Linked DNA regions of Mus musculus: region 2 is linked to region 1. Evidence: chromatin loops called from intact Hi-C (ENCODE). Cell type or tissue: heart. All regions are shown on one strand.

Evidence for each region. Peaks named below come from ENCODE experiments on the same cell type or tissue, not always from the same donor. Only the 100,000 strongest peaks of a DNase experiment are listed, where the experiment ranks them.
Region 2: it touches region 1 in a loop (2.6-fold over the local background); 2 of 42 quality-filtered maps call a loop at or near these places.

What each region holds. Positions count from the first base shown.
Region 1 is chr2:181,456,569-181,464,568 of GRCm38, forward strand. It overlaps a transcript of Zbtb46 not described here. Among named protein-coding and RNA genes, the nearest start is that of Abhd16b, 33 kb to the right of the region's middle. In heart, CTCF peaks have their summits at 2,534 and 4,014; DNase peaks (open chromatin) are centred at 2,913, 3,493, 3,903, 6,603 and 1 weaker place; H3K4me3 peaks cover 4,169 bases; H3K27ac peaks cover 4,066 bases.
Region 2 is chr2:181,666,138-181,674,137 of GRCm38, forward strand. It overlaps Sox18 (SRY (sex determining region Y)-box 18), which reads right to left and starts at 5,503. Exons shown (of 2, transcript NM_009236.2): 1 at 5,045-5,503; 2 at 3,700-4,859. The coding sequence starts at 5,384. The coding sequence ends at 4,066. In heart, CTCF peaks have their summits at 1,397 (motif pointing left) and 4,396; DNase peaks (open chromatin) are centred at 4,244, 5,534 and 7,504; H3K4me3 peaks cover 1,920 bases; H3K27ac peaks cover 2,105 bases; H3K27me3 peaks cover 6,277 bases.

The sequences.
Region 1 (8,000 bases):
TCAAATTCTTAACAATCCAATCTCACTCCAGAGAATTTAAATTAGCATATGTTTTCAAAGCAGAATAAAAGCCTTATTTTTTTTTTTTTCAAAATGAGAAAACAAAACAACAGGAAGCTCCTGAAACAGGTTGCCTAAGGCAGGTGCAAGGACTCTGGTGTTCAGATTAAACGGGAGACAATTGTTTCTAGAACTTTCTTCTTGCTAACAGCTAAGAGAATGCCTAAGCACAGAAAGTGACTTCTGTGAGAAATTAGCTCAAGTATTTTCCTGCCCTGTACACTAAATGAACCTCTTCAGATCTCAGAGGCTGGTCTAAGACCTCAAGGAGTACAGCACAGCAGCTGATCAGCGCCCCAGAAACCAGACCACAGGGACAGAGTGGCCCAATTTTCCTTAATTTGAAAACCTCCACACAAAGTCACAAAGTTCACTGTTACAACATAATTCAGTTCATCAGTGTTTGTAAATAAGACATCCTCAGCGGTGACAGACCTCTCGTCCTTCAGGCATTTTCTATGCATCTTTGAAGCACTTTCTCCATTTCTTGACATTTATGCCCTGGTTCCTCTGTGGGACCAAGGAGCATCACAAGTCACAGGGACATGAACTAGCCTGACCCTGGCATACTGGGTTGCAGGGAACTAAGTGTCACCAGTGGCCCTGGTAACAGAGACCAGTCAGAAAGAGATGAGGTTGGGTCTGGGCTCAGAATAACTGTACACTTACATAAAGCAACAGGACATGAATAGAAACTATCTTTCTTGTTTTGTTTTAGGGGTTTTGTTTTGTTTTCCAAGACAGAGTTTCCCTTTGTGGCTCCCGCTGTCCTGGAACTCATTCTGTATAGCAAGCTGGACTTGAACTCAGAGATTCTCTGCTTCTGCCTCCCAAGTGCTGGTATTAAAGGCATGCGCCACCAACACCAGCCTCATGAATAGAAATTATCTAACGAAAGCAAAAGTCTTACATTCAAGGTAGAGTCATGAGAATCTTAATTAAATGTTGTCCTCGGGCAGGCTTGAGGCAAGTCTGGATTTTGGATTTCTAGGCTCTCAAAGTGAGTTCTTTCTACTATTCTAAAGAGGAAACTGGCAATAACAGCCAACACCGTTCCCTTTCAGGAAAAAAAAAAATTACAAGGTTTCCAAAGAAAATGCTAAACTTCTATCTGCAATAATTTCAACCTAAGTGTCACTATCTTTTCTGCAATAATATGGAGATGTATCCTAAACTTTTCAGTTCAAAGTACCTAATATCATAAACTATACCAAAATGGAGGACTCCCAGGACAATAAACTTTACTTCATTATTCACGTGGAAAACCTATAAATTTCCTTTTGATGAACAAACTATTCTCTTGCTGAGTAGAAACACTGCCTTGCACTGGCAAGACTAGGACCAGCAAGAGCGGAATTCGCGAATCTGCACCCAAATGGGAAGTTAGTTAGCCTGGAGGAGGGATCCAATCCAGCGTTCCGCGAGGGAGGCAAGCACACGCGGGAGTGCACCATTCACAGGTGTCAGTGCCTAGGCGGTTCACTAAACATTTTCTAATTAGCATTTCTTTACATTCTGATAACAATCTTCGCACTGTGACCTCCACTAAATGCACGCTGAGATTGTAGCAAAGCGAGCCGGAGGAAATTCGCTAAGAATTTCAAACTTTCTTCTGTTTATATTTCTTTGGGTTAGAAATTATCTGTTTTTTGCCCCATTTAGCTTGCTCAGGGGCTCCCAGATCCAGTCCTATTGTGTATAGCTGGTTCCGCCTACTAATAGTGAAATCGCTAGCCATACCAAGAAATCCCTCAACTAGCTAGAACCCTCTCCATGGTGCAGAAAAATCCAGTTTTACCCTCGGGATTGAGTTGTCTGATACTGACTTTCGCTAACCTGTGAAACTGACAGGTCTATTTACTGGGAAACAAAGACGCGACTTGTAGCGGACCCGGTTCCCTTGCGCGCCCCGTGCGCTCCGAGCGCTGCGTCTTATCTGCGCTGCCCACTCCATCGCATTGGGAGGGCCCCGAACCCCAGTTCGGCCCATTATTAAAATGAAAATCTAAAACAACCGGCATCTAGCTTCTGGGGAGACAATGACCCCCAAGGCCCTGCAGGGCCCACCTCCTGCAGTTCTGACTCTTGGCAAACTCGGCGCGGGCGGGTCCGGGTGCGGCTCCGCTGAGCGGGCGGGGGACGCACAGGGCGGAGAGGGCGGGGGGCGCAGGGACGCCCCCGGGCTGCCTCCCGGGGCCAGGCGTTGACGCAGCAGAAATTACCAGCTGGAAAAATCCCCTTTCGGAGGTGACGAAGAAGGACCCCGGCGGCCGCAGAGGCTGCCGAAGGTGCCAAGGGGCCGGGAAGCCCCGCGCCGCGGCCGCCTCTACGCTCAACCCCGCAGGGACCTGCCGTGCCGCCCCGCCCACGCCACTCGGGCCGTGGCCCCGCGGGCCTGGGTCTCCGGCCGCGTTGTCCCCGGGCGCCATCGCCCCCAGGAGGGCGCCCCCGCCAGGCGGGACGGGGGGCCAGTGGCAGGGCGGGGGCGCGCCCGGGGCACAGTAACCAGGGCTGCAGCTGCCCAGCTCCCGCCCCGGACTCGGTTCCGGCTCCCGCCAGGGCTTCAGCCCCAGCCCCGGCGTGGTGCGCCAGCCTGGCCGCGCGGACAATGAGCCGGCGCAGCTTACCTGTGACCCCATGGGGCGCGGGCGCGGGCTGGCGCCGTGGCCGCGGACCGGTGATCGCGCGGCCACTGGCGAGAGCTGCGTCCGGGAGGGTCCGAGCTGCGCGCTCGCTCGGGTGGCTTGGTCCGCCCGCCAGTCCGTTCGTCCGTCCGTCAGGCCGGCGCGCGCCCCCGCGCTGCTCCAGCCCCGCGGCCCCCACGCGCCCCGCCCGCGGACCCTGACCCCGCCCCCGGCGCGCGCCCGGCCGCCGCTGATTGGTCCGCACTGCGCCCTGGCCTCGGCCACCGCCCCAGTCCCGCCCCCGCCCCCGCCTGCCGGCCCCGCCCCCCGCTCCGCCGGCTGGGCGCAGCGGGCTGGCCGGGGCCGAGTGGCCGCCGGAGCACCGGCGGCCCACCGCCCCCCTCCCGCGGGGCTGGACAGCGGAAGTGCGGGCTGGAGCTCGCTGGGCATTGTGGGAAACCCCCTCCCATGGGCTTGCGAGTGGCAAGGAATGGGGTCCGTGGGTCGACGCTCGCGCCCCACGAGAGTCTCACAACCAGAGACCACCTGATGGGAGAGGTGGGCTGGGCAAGTTCACCGCAGCAGGGTCGGGTAGGCGCACCCCGCGATGTCTGTGCACTGTCCCTGGGGACGCACGAGACTGGGTCACGACTGTGCCCGAGCCCCGCGGAACCGTCGCGGAAAGCGCGTCTCCCAAACTTAGCGACTTTCGGGCGCGCTGAGCGGAGAAAACGCGCTCTAGGGGCGCGGTGCCCAGAAAGGGCTGGTCAGTCTTCACCCCCGCCATCCGGGGACCTGGGCGCTCTCGCAGAGAGGCGAGCGTTGGGAAGCGGGCCACGTGGCGATGTCTGCAAGAGGGACTCATATTTGACCAACTAGGAGCATTGGCTGCCGCACGTCGGTCTTGTCATTCTTGTCATCCAACTGCCGGTGAGGGTGTGGGGCTCAGATAAGTGGTGCTCGCCACCCTGTCTTGGCCCGCAGCTCCTAGCCAGTGATGGCATCTCGATTTCGGTATAGCCACGGATAGGTCTCTTCACCCCGCCCCCAGTGGTGCAGTGAGGCCCGCAGGTCCTTCTTGCCTCCAGTGTCTTCGATCCGCTGAGGAGCAGAACCTGGAGCGGGCATTCCCGGCTGAACTGCGTAGGGGTTAAAGGCCACCACGGTACATCTCAAGCGCAGCAGCGGGAAGGGGGGTGAGCCTGTAGATGGCCAGGGACGTAGAGGAGTTGAACCGGGGTTGGGCCAACCAATCGTGAGGCGCCCTGGGCTATCCGCGGCCTGCCTCAAGGAGGGGCAGGCACAGCGGAATTCCTTGAGAGGTGGGAGGCTCCCGCCCTGGTGGAGGATTTCTCATGTTGTGTGAGGAGGCATTCACAGGCAGCAGTGGGAGGGCTGGCCAGAGGGGATTCTCCTTGAGTGAGCAAGGGCAAGCAGACATCTGCCAGCCAAAGATGAAACCTGGGATACTCCCTCACTGTTCATGGGTTCCAGGAGATGGCTGTGCACATGCCCTGCCCACTCCTCACCACCCATCTAGGCTGGCACTAGTGGCCAAGGTGCTCATAGCCTCAGATTTTCTGCTGAGGACCCTTTTGGCACATCTTATCTGAAGTGAACCCCCCACAACTTACTTCTGCCCACCTCTATGTTCTATCCTTGGAGAAGTATGGCTGGCATAGTTCTGCTGACACACTGCTCCTGACCTCCAGGAGGGTCGGGCTGTGTAAACCTCCCTTTGAGGGGACAAAGGGCACTGTCTGTAGATAGTATTTCCCACCATTTCCCTTCCTCAACTTGGTCTTGGATGCAGCCCATGAAGGAAGGGAGGCATGGGGAGACCTCTAAGGTCACTGTCCCTCAGAGAGAGCCCCAGTTTCTCCCAAGGTAACTAGGCACCCAAAGCATCCTTCAAGGAGGATCGTGTGAACGATATGCTGTGTCTGTTTCCCATGCAGAATTTGGGAGCAGTAGAAGAGTCTTGCCTGTGAACACAATGAGGCTCAGTCATCTCTAGGGAGCCCATATAAACCCCGTGTCTAACACTAACAAGCCCACTCCATATGCCAGAAGGGCTATTCATAGGAAGTCATGGTGAGCTCAGAAATGAGCCAGGACAGAGCAGATATCCCTTTCTCTAACACACACAAGCACAAACACACACACACACACACACACACACACTTGCACCTCCACCCCAGCAGTAGTACCAGTGACTGGACCAAGTTCCTTTCCTGTCTTCTCTGCTTCAAAAGCCAACAGCAGGTCACAAGGCTTAGACATAAAGACAATATAGCTTGTAGAAAGGCTCAAGAACAATCCCCTGGAGATGAGACAAAGACTCCTTATCTCCATACTATCACTGTTCTTCACGCTAATAAACCCCATGATTGTTTAAAAAACAAAACAGCAGTAGCTACAACCTCTTGGCAGACCTGAGGGTTCATGACTGAGCTGGCCCAGGCACCTTGATGTGTTTGCTTTGTTGGTTATATAACCAGAATGGCTCAGGAACTCACAACCCACAGTTCCTCACACCAAGTGACCTGCCCTAGAGATGGCTCTCAAGGATAGACAGATAGATTGGTTTCAGCTGTACTCTGACCATGACATTCAGCATCTACTGCAGGGGTTGGTCAAGGTGCCATGAAGATGGGCATGATCCTTGCTATCAACAGTGAGTAGTAGACAAGACATGTGAAGAGACAGGTGGTCAGGGCCCTGCAGCCACCAAGGGTCCATGCCATCCATTGGAGTCATTCCATAGTCACCCCCCATGGGCTGGAGAGACAGTTTAGTGTTTTATAAAAGTGTTCACACCTTTAATTCCAGCACTCAGAAGACAGAGGTAAGTAGATCTCCATGAGTTTGAGGCCAGCCTGGTCTAGAGCTAGTTCCAGGACAGCCAAGGCTATGCAAAGAAACCTTGTCTCAAAAACCAACAACAACAACAACAAAAGATAGTTCGCTTGCTGCTCTTGCAGAGGACCTAAGTTTGGTTCTCAACATCCACGATGGGTAGCTTACAACTGCCTGTAACTCTAGCTTCAGAGGACCTAACCCCCTCATCTAGCCTAAGTGGGCAGCCAGCTGTACATATGCATGCACATACACAGTTTTTCTAAAGAAAGTCAAGCCGGGTGGGGTAGCATATATTCTTAATCCCAGCACTTGGGAAGCAGAAGCAGGTGGATCTCGGAATTTAAAGGCAACCTGGTCTACAGAAGGAGATCCAGACCAGCCAGGGTCATCTAGTAAAACCCTATCTTGAAAAATAGTAACAACAACAAAAAAGTCACCCCCCCCCCCCAGTTACCTGTATGAGGAGATCCTAAGGGAATTAGCAACAGGCCAGAGATGCTAGGGGCCAGGAAAAAGGGTGCAGAAGTTGATCAGGCTATGAATGTGCTTTCAGATTAGAAGGCTCCTCAGAATATGCTCCCTTCTATCCTAGGTCCCTGGGACACCACCGTGATAGCCACTAAGAGTGCCATGTGGCTGGCCAAGCCCACTGTCCTCTGCAAACCTTAGGGACCTCCATGCCACTTGCTTTCATGGCAACCTGCCCTCCAACAACACACCCTGTGGCTTTCAAGGGGTAAAGGAGAAGGAAGGGGTCCAACCTCAGGCTAATAACTGTGAAACAATAGAGAAATCAGGGACTTACTTGCATTTAGCCTCAAGGTCTGCTTTGTAAGGAGTAGCTTGGGAGGAGCTTTGGAAAAGAAAATTCCAGAACAGCAAATATCTTTACATATCTATCTAATAGAGGGGGCACCCACCTACCCTGTCATTGCTAGGCACCTTCTCCCAAGACAGCATTTCCTCATCCACCCCCAGCTGGCTTTTCTGTGGCTGTCTTTGTCTCAGTCACTGGTCAGAGAGGCTGTCTGTTTATCCTTCAGCCAGTGGTGTTGCTCAGTCGTCCCCATGGCAACAGCCCGGGGAGTCCTGCCCTCTCCCAGAAACCACCCAGAACCTGTCCCAGCCCTCTCCAGGACTCTGCTGGAAGTCCCTATCTAGAGAGGCCAAGAGCTGAAGGGAAGAAAGGCTACTGCTGTAGGCTGAGGATATCGGGGCTGCTGGGGAACCTCCCACCACACATCATTCTGATCCCACAGTGGAGCTGAAGCCTGCCTGAGTCTGCAGCAAAGACCGATCCATGGCCATAGGAGGGGCTTCCTGGGCATCGCTTGGCCAGGTCTAGAGCCATCTGGACCTGCCCTCCTGCAAGACTGTCCTCCAGAGCTGCTCCAGGGCCAGGGGCTACAAGCCAACCCTGGCTGCCCCACCCCAACTGTCCTCCAGGCTTGTGCCCCTGCCAAGCCCCAACTGCCACTCCAGCTGCTATTGCCAACTGTCGCCCCTTCTCTATTCCAAGTGCTCCCTCACCCCCAACCGTTCTTCCAAAGTGCTATAGCCAACTGGCAGCCCCTTGCTCTCTAAGCCTTGCCTCCCACCTACCAGCTACAGAGCCAGAGCTTAGCATTCCAGAGTTCCTTGCATCTCCAACCACACTGGAAGGAGTGAAGCCACACCTGCTGTGTGCCTGGCTAAGCGTGGGCTGGGGGAAGGAGAGGTACTGAGTTCAAGACCAAGAGAATAGGTTAGGGGTCAGGCCTCAGCAGACCAAAGAGAAGAAACAGGGAAAGAACAGAGCAGAAGCAGAGGGTAGATCAGTCAGACCTTTGGGCTAGACCTAGCGCAGGGCAGGAAGCAGCCACAGTGAAGCAGTCAGAAACAAGTAGGTACTTTGGGTGAAGGCAAACTTCACTAGACTGTGGTGTGAAGCTGGACCCTGTCATAGTCCCTTCCTCTGAAAGTTTCTTAAGCAGCTTTCCCCAACCACCAGCCCTGGGAAGGTTCTGGCAGAAGTTAGGAACTCACCTGCTTCCACCCTACCCTCAGGTGTCCACCAACCTTCCACAGTCTAAGCAAAACCCTGTTCTTCCATCTCAGCTGGGCACACTTGTACTGTATTGAACTGTCTCTTAAGGTAGATTTTCCACACAACTTGCCATTTCTCTAGGTCACTGCTATGGTCTTCTTTTCCCTTCTTTCTTCCCAAACACCCTCTCTACCTTTACCCAGTAGTCTGTGACATTTCACTTCTATAAAGGGATATTTGCCTTAACCAACCACACTCAGAAGCCCTAGTAGTCAGTCTTTCCCTGAACTTGACAGGCCTTGGCTGTCCCAGGGACACAGAGGTACCTGGGGTCTTCACCAGGCTTTGGGGAGGGATACATTGTTGCCCTCATCAATGCAGTCTAGGGCTGTAATTCCATCTTAGTAGCTCCAAACAGGCAATAGGGG
Region 2 (8,000 bases), 210 kb after region 1:
AGAAGACCAGAGTTCAATTCCCAGAACCCACCCTGAGTGGCTGACAACTGCCTGTAATTTCAGCTCCAGGTGCATCTGATGCCTCTGGTCTCTGTGGGTACCTGCAATCATGTGCACACATTCCCTCACATGTTCACAAATTAAAAATAAATAAAAATATCTGGCTTTTAAAGTAATATTTTTAAAATTCTTTTATTAAATAAGACACTAAACATCTGTGATTAGATTTAATTTTTACATATTTTCTCCATTGGGTCTGGCCTTCACTTGCTGGGTAGCCACTGCCTTAAGAGTAGGGAGAATTCGGGGCTGGAGAGATGGCTCAGTGGTTAAGAGCACTGACTGCTCTTCCGAACATCCTGAGTTCAAATCCCAGCAACCACATGGTGGCTCACAACCATCCGTAATGAGATCTGATGCCCTCTTCATGTGCATGAAGACAGCTACAGTGTACTTAGATATAATAATAAATAAATGTTAAAAGAAAAAAAGAGTAGGGAGAATTCTGTTTAAAAAAATTTTGGGGGGGGGGGTGTTTGTTTTTTGTTGTCTTTTTTTTTTTTTTTTTTTTTTTTTTGAGACAGGGTTTCTCTGTATAGCCCTGGCTGTCCTGGAACTCACTTTGTAGACCAGGCTGGCCTCAAACTCAGAAATCCTCCTGCCTCTGCCTCCCGAGTGCTGAGATTAAAGACGTGCGCCACCACGCCCGGCTTCTAAAATAATTATTTTTTTTTGCTGGAGAATTGGCTTGGTGATTAGAGAGCACATTGCTCATACAGAGGACCTGAGTTTAGTTCCCAGCACCATGCATGCTGGATAGCTTACAACTGCCTGTAACTCTAGCTCCAAGGGGGATCTGATGCCTCTGGCGTCCATAGGTACCTGCCAACACATACATAAGTAACCTCCCAAAACTACAGCACACTGATGAATCTTTAAAGGAAGCACCCACATAGCAGCTTACAACCATCTGTAACGGCAATTCCAGGAGATCCAACACCCTTTTCTGGCCTCCAAAGGCACCAAGTGTGTAAGCAAAACACCCATGCACAAAAGTGTAAATAAATAATTTTAAAGGGTAAATCTTTAGATGGGGGGACTAGTGCGTATGAAATTTATGAAGGCCTTGAGTTTGAGCCCCAGGATCCATATAGCAAAAGGAGAGAACTGACTTACTATGTCTTTCTTCCGACCTCCACACATATGCCATGCATGCCTGCACACTTACACACTTACACACTTGCACACAAAATAAATAAATAAAATGGGGCTGGAAGGATGGCTCAGTGGTTAAGAGTTCTTGTTCTTGCAGGGGACTCAGGTACAGTTCCTAGTTCCCACATGATAATACTTTAATTCCAGTTTCGTGGAATCTGATGCCCTCTTCTGGCCTCCAGAGACACTATATGCATGTGGTACACAGACATACATGTAGGCAAAACACTCATACCCAGAAGATAAAATTAAACAAAATTTAAAATAAATTAAACATTTTTAAGTAGCTAAATTCCTAAGATAGAAACCTGCTTATTGTTTCTAGGGGCAGGGAAGTATCTGTGAGGGTGATGGAAAGGTTCTGAAATTCCATGATAATGGTTCCCAACTCTGAATATTCGCAAATCACTGAACTTTGCACTGGAGGTTTTGTGTAGGAGAGAGCAGAGTGCTTCTTAAGTGCTCTTCCTCCAAGTGTGAGAGCAGAAGGCAAGTGGGGCCCCGTTTTTGTTTTTGTTTTTTAACCAAATTCAAGTTGGAGGAACTCCTGGGCAGAGAAGAAGCTAGGAGGTGCTAGGTGATAAGGCTTTCTGGAGTGCGGCTGAGTTGGGAGCTGGGGAGGCTGAGACCTTAAGTGGACATGCCCACCCCTCTGCCTGCCCCACCTTGACCTTATTGGGGCAAGAATCTTTATGTGGTATACGACAGTTTCCTCAAAAATATTCAAAGTAATGATTGTATTTGCTGGGGAGACCCTTACCTGTTCTCAGCCCTGCTTCTCTGCTGGAAATTATTTAGCATATTACCCATGCCACTCCAGGGACAGACTAGACTGTTGAAGGGATGAAGGGATGAAAAGGGGTGGGGGACAGAAGTTCAGACCTTTTGGGAAAGAGGTAGATAGGATGAGGAATTAGGAGTGTGGCCTTATGCTATGGTTCTACCTGAAAGGGTGGGAGGGTTCATCCTTGGGGGATGGTGAGGAAGGTCTTCTCAGGCAAAAATAATAGGAACTCCCCCCCCCCCTACACACACAGGTACACAGAGCCTATTATCAATCCACTGTTGCCGTTAGTGGTGTGATCTCTCATGTCTTTCTGATGCTGCTGTGGGGTAGTCTCCACCCTTTGGAACTTGTAAATTTGATCTTGCTCCAAACTGGACCCTTACTAGCCTTTTTCCATGACAATTGGGAAAGGGGGCTTTTAGAGAGCACATTGATCTATCTTCTCTTCACAGAGAGAGTGGAACCACACCTACACTCTTTGGGGTTCCACTCTACTAACCAAGGGGAGAAGGGAATGTAAGTATAGAATAGTATAGAACCTAGAACTGAAGAAGTGCTCTGGACCCGAGAATGTTGCTTCAGTTGTCTCTGAGCTATCTGACGTATACTTCTTGGTATGTCCGTAAGTTGACAGAAAAATACCCCAGTCTAAATAGTTAAACACTTGGGGACAGTTCCCATGAATTCTGGTAGCAGGCCTGGTCAGACCCATCTTCTACCTCTGTTTGTAATTCATATTGGTCAGTGTAGAGATGATATCATCTTGCCTCAGAGGCTGAACACGCCTAAGAAATCCCCACTTCTTGTGTACCTCTTCCTAATTGTATTGGGAAGCTGGCTTCCTGTGCATGGACCCACATGAACATCTAGCCCTAGGTTTTGTTTTTTTTTGTTTTGTTTTTTTCAGGTAAGTCATACATGACCACCTTCATGGAAAGCCATATATTTGCAGCTTCATAGTTATGCTAGGTGTTTCACACTCCATGTGGGTGAATCTTTGGATCAGCCGCCATTGAAGACTATATGGAAATCCGGGGCAGGACAGACTCCTCCTTCAGAAGTGGGATTAAGGGGACTAGCTAGTCAGTGTTTGTATGTGTGTGCCGGGACTATTTCCAGGGTGATTTTGCCACCCCTTTCTAGATGCATGTTTGTCTAGTAAGGGACTTTGAAAAATAGATGGTCCGGAGAGAGGGCCTCAGTCCTCCTGGAAGGAGCCCAATCACTGCCTCTGTAATAAAGCTCAAGCTAGGGAACTTAAGGGGACTTTTATACATCTCTGACCTCTGTCTATAGAGAATAGGGCCCCGAGTTGCAGCTCTCCTCACATCACTATTTGAGGTATGTGATTCTTATGAGGTCTGAGCACTGCCTTGGTCACTAACCCTTTGCCTAAGTCAGGTCCCCTGGGGGAGCAGAGCAAGTGTGACATGGTGCTGCCCCTCTTAGCAACTATCTGCTGGGGTCTGGTAATGTATCTGTAATGTTCAGGTGTCAGCCCTGCAGTTCTCCCCAAATGAAAAATACTGTCCTGGGCAGTGCTTAGGTTTGCAGAGGAAAAGCTGCAACTCGGGCTGGGAGCTGATGATATCTGGGAGCCCCACTGGAAGGATGGAGGGCAGTGGTGTGGCTAAGGCAAAAGCAAAGTAAATTTCTGTGTTTACAGTCCTTATGCATGGATGCTAGTGATCACTGAAACCCTTTTAAAGAAAAAAGTTTAATTAAAAATTAAATATATTGTATTATATATGTATATATATATAAAGGCAAAGTAAAAAACACAGTCTCATTCTAGAAAATACATAGCAGAAAAGAATTAGATGATTCAAAAACAACCCTGGCAGAGGCAGCTAGCACGTCCAGGGCCTGAGGTTCCTAGGGAAGGCCCAAAGCACAGGAACCCCCAGAAGGAGGTGTGTAAATGAGGAGGCGACAGAAATGGCATCTTTAGGCCACCAGCTCTAAAGGCTGTTGCATACCCTAACATACATATGCGAAAGGAAGGGAGCAGGCAACTCTGCCACTTGGCCACATGCAGAAGCGGTGGAGGGCAAGGACAGTGTCTAGCCTGAGATGCAAGCACTGTAATAGACCGCGCTGCTAGCATCAGACAGCGCAGAAATGAGGCTGCTCTCTTCTGGACAGGACATGGCGCGCGGACCTAGTTTGGCCAGTGCCACGTGGTAGGGGAGTGTAGTGGCATCCGGTCGAGTCCGGCTGCAATTGAGATACTGGTCAAATTCGGTGAGGTCCACATCGGCCCAAAGGTCGGCGGTAGGCTCCAGTTGCTCTGTGCCCTCAAGAGACGGGGACTCAGGTGGTGGTGACAGAGGATTGGGAAACGGGCCCGGAGTGCCCAGGGTGCCATAGTAGAGACCTGCGAGTGGCGCGGCAGGCGGCGCTGTCCTGAGCGCTTCAGCCAGGGGCGCCCCGTAGCAGAAGCTCGGGTCCCGTGCCAGCTCAGGGGCATAGGGTGCCCGGAAAGCCCGCAGAGCGCAGTCCTCGGGCGCCAAAGGCGGTGGGAAGAAGGAGGCCTCGCCAGGCTCCAGGCCGTCCAGAGGCGAGCGCTCGGGCGTGGGTAGCCCCAAGCCATCGAACTCCGCACCCAGAGTGGGTAGCTCGCGGAAGGAGCGAGCTGACCCTGACGCTGCAGCGAAGGCCTCGGGCGGCGCAGACGGCTGCACGAGGCCCGGGAGCAAGAGGCCCGGCTCCAGCCTCCGGACCTTGCGCGCCTGTTTTTTGCGGCGAGGCCGGTACTTGTAGTTGGGATGGTCGCGCAAGTGCTGCACACGCAGCCGTTCGGCCTCTTCCACGAAGGGCCGCTTCTCCGCCGTGTTCAGCTCCTTCCACGCTTTGCCTGTAGGCGAAGGGAGCCTGTTAGTGGACCAGTGTCGGGCGCACGACTAGCCAAACCGTCGTGCGCCTTGGGCGCGCGGCGTGAAACATGGCATAGACCCCAGCGACCAGCCATAAAATCCCGAATCCCGACCCTCTCCCAAAGTCCCCTCCCTCGCCGCCCCTCTAAGCATTCGAGGCTCTCACCCAGCATCTTGCTCAGTACTGCGTTGTGCAGATCCGGATTTTGTTGCGCCAGTCGCTTGCGCTCGTCCTTCGCCCACACCATGAAGGCGTTCATGGGCCGCCGAATGCGCAACTCGTCGGCAGTTTGGCGCTCTCCGCGGCCAAAGCCATAGCGCCCTGATTCGGGGCTGCGCGGTGGGCTCCGCGGAAGGCTGGACGGGGAGGCGGGCGAGGTGGGCGAGACGTTGGTGACAGGGAGGCCGCGCGCCTCAGCAGCGGCCCCGATTCCAGGGGCCCATGCACAGTCGCGGCGGGAGGGCGGGTCGTCCTGTGCGCCGTAGCCGGGCGGCGATCTCTGCATTCCAGCTGGGCAAGGCCTGGGCGGAACGCGGCGCGGGAGCGCAGGAGACAGTGGCGGGCACTGCAAAGCCAAGTACGGAGGTCTGATGGACGTCGGGTGGAGACACTGGGGACGTGGTAGCTTCGTGCCAGGAAGGCATCCCAGATATAGAGACATCGGGCCAATCCGCAGCAGAGCTGGCGGACCGGGGCGGGGCTGCCCCCCTCCGCGGTGGCTCCCTTTTTTCTTCCCGGCAGGATCCAGCTGAGGCCTCCCCAGCGCAGAGCCCCCCATCTGCTCCCACTGTCTCAAAAGAAGAGACCCCCGTGTGGGAGAGGACTGCTGGTGTGGGCTAGGTCTCAGAAGGAGGGGTCCTCCAGGGTTTTCAGGTTTCAGAGCCGCGCTGGCACCCCATCCACAGAAACAGACCCCTGGGCAGTAATGATGGGAGAGGGCAGCGGCTTTAGATTGGATGAAGGAAGATTTAATTTAGCACCAAGTTCTAGGGAGGTTACTTTCATCGTGTACCTCGGGAAAAGGAATGGGATTTGGCGATGTTCTTGCCTCTTCTTGTGGGTTTACCCTCCCAGATGCTGAGCTCAGCTAGGTAGTTCCAACGCCTTTCCCTAATTTTGTCGTTGAGGCTGAAGAAACGATGTGTCTTTTCTCTCTCTCTCATAACCAAACTCTGGGACAAAGCAGAACTCTTGGCCCACAAGGAAAAGGTAAACTGGTGGACACAGGACATAGCCAGTCCCTGCTCCTCAGAATTTGTGTGTGGGCTGCTGTTTCCCTTCCCCGGGCCAGACAAGGAAAACACAAGGGCCTGAGCAGGTGAGGCAGAGGAAAACTGGGAGTTTTCCAAAGGAGCCCTCATTCATGTTCTCTTTTTATCTGTTCAGCCTCTTCACTAGGAAAGGATCTGGGCCCTGGAAACTGATGGCTTTCTCCTGAGAGCTGCCCCCTTTGCACTGCCAAGTGTAACTTCATAGAGGAAAACCCTTGGCAGCTGTTCGTGACAAGTCAGAAACTCCATCTACACGTACCCTGAGCACTCTGCGACCTTCCCTGTCATGTCAGGATAGCCCACCTTGAGCATTGAAAGAGAGAGCCTGTGTGGCTTCTGGGGCTGCTCACACATACAAGTCCTATGGAACCCTGCGCTGCTCCTGAGTGGTCCCTTTGTTTCTGAACACTCTTGCCATGGAGAGATCCCAGAATTCCCCAGAGCTCCTCAGACTAAAGGATGAGGAATGTCATCACTACCTGATATTTTGTCATGTAGATAGGGTAATAAAAGGCACATTAGAGGCCCTGCACCTGCTGCAGTGGCATGAATTCTGAGTAGTGTGGAAGCATTGGAACAACTCAGTAATTTCTCAGAAGGCAGGCAGTGATGTGGACACCAAGGTGAAATGCTTTCAGGACCTTGCCAGTGGCCAGGTCTAGGTAGGTAGGTAGGTAGGTAGTCTGAACAACTGGTACAGGAGGATGGTGAGTGAGGACATGAAGAGCTATGTGAAGATTTTCATCTTGAGAATGGACACAAAGAGCTAGAGGTAACGGCTGGAGCATGGGTCATTGGTACAGAGCTTGTCTGGCATGCAAAAGGTCCTATTTTCCTTCTTCAGTACCACAAACAAAGGGACCAGAGCTCGCTGATATAGCCTCAGTTCTATCACTTTTCATCAAAAATGACCTTTACTCCATAGCTGTGAGTACAGGCTGAGGTCCCCAGAGCCTGACTTAGCCAGGGAAGTAGCTATTTTGAGATGATGTTCACTGGGGCTCTAGAAAAGGAACTTCAGAGTCTTTTGCCATAGCCCTGAATATTGGGGTGGGCTTGGAGTTCTTGTGATAGCTCAGAATCAGCCTCCTGCTCCGAACAGAGTATCCAGCATTACCTCATTGTTCCCCTCCATGACACTCCTGCAGTCACCCCTCCTGGCATCAGCTAATGACCCTCCTCTTAGTCAATCAAGCTGTGGCTCAGATGTCAGGCTGTTATATCCTGTGAGCTAGCTGGGCAAGAGCCTGCTGAGTGCTCCCTTTTCTCTGTAGGGTCAGGCTAACCCTCACTGCCCACTGCTTGGCAACAGTGATGCTGGCAACTCCCACCCTCCTTCCAGATGGGACAACAATGGGGGAGGTGACTTCAGTCTGCCAGCAGGGTGGCCCTGACCCTAGAGCCCCAGGGCTGGAGAGATTCCCCAAGGCTGTACAGGGCTGCTGTGGGTGTGGCCAGCTATGTTAGCAGAGTGACATTCCATGTGAATGTCTGTGTCTGTGTGTGGTCTACATGTGTGTCTGTGTCAGGTTCCCAGGGTGTGGGGTGAGGTAGTTCCTAGTGCTAGAGGCTTGCTAAGTCCTTGGGAGTTAGACACGATGGACTCTCCTATAAAGGGATAGGAACTCAGGGGTTGAGGACTGGAAATCCTACTCAGGAAAAAACTGTCCTCAGCATTCAAGGAAGGGATGGATCCCTAAGGCTTCTTTGTTAGATGAGCAGCCCTAGCTTTGGCCAAAGTGAGGAAGGAAATTCTGCTGCTGGAACTCCACTTCAGTCTGCTTGCCTCTATTTGGCTCAGACGGACACTTACTCATGACAGGAGCTTGTCTATAGCCTCAGCCCCCAGA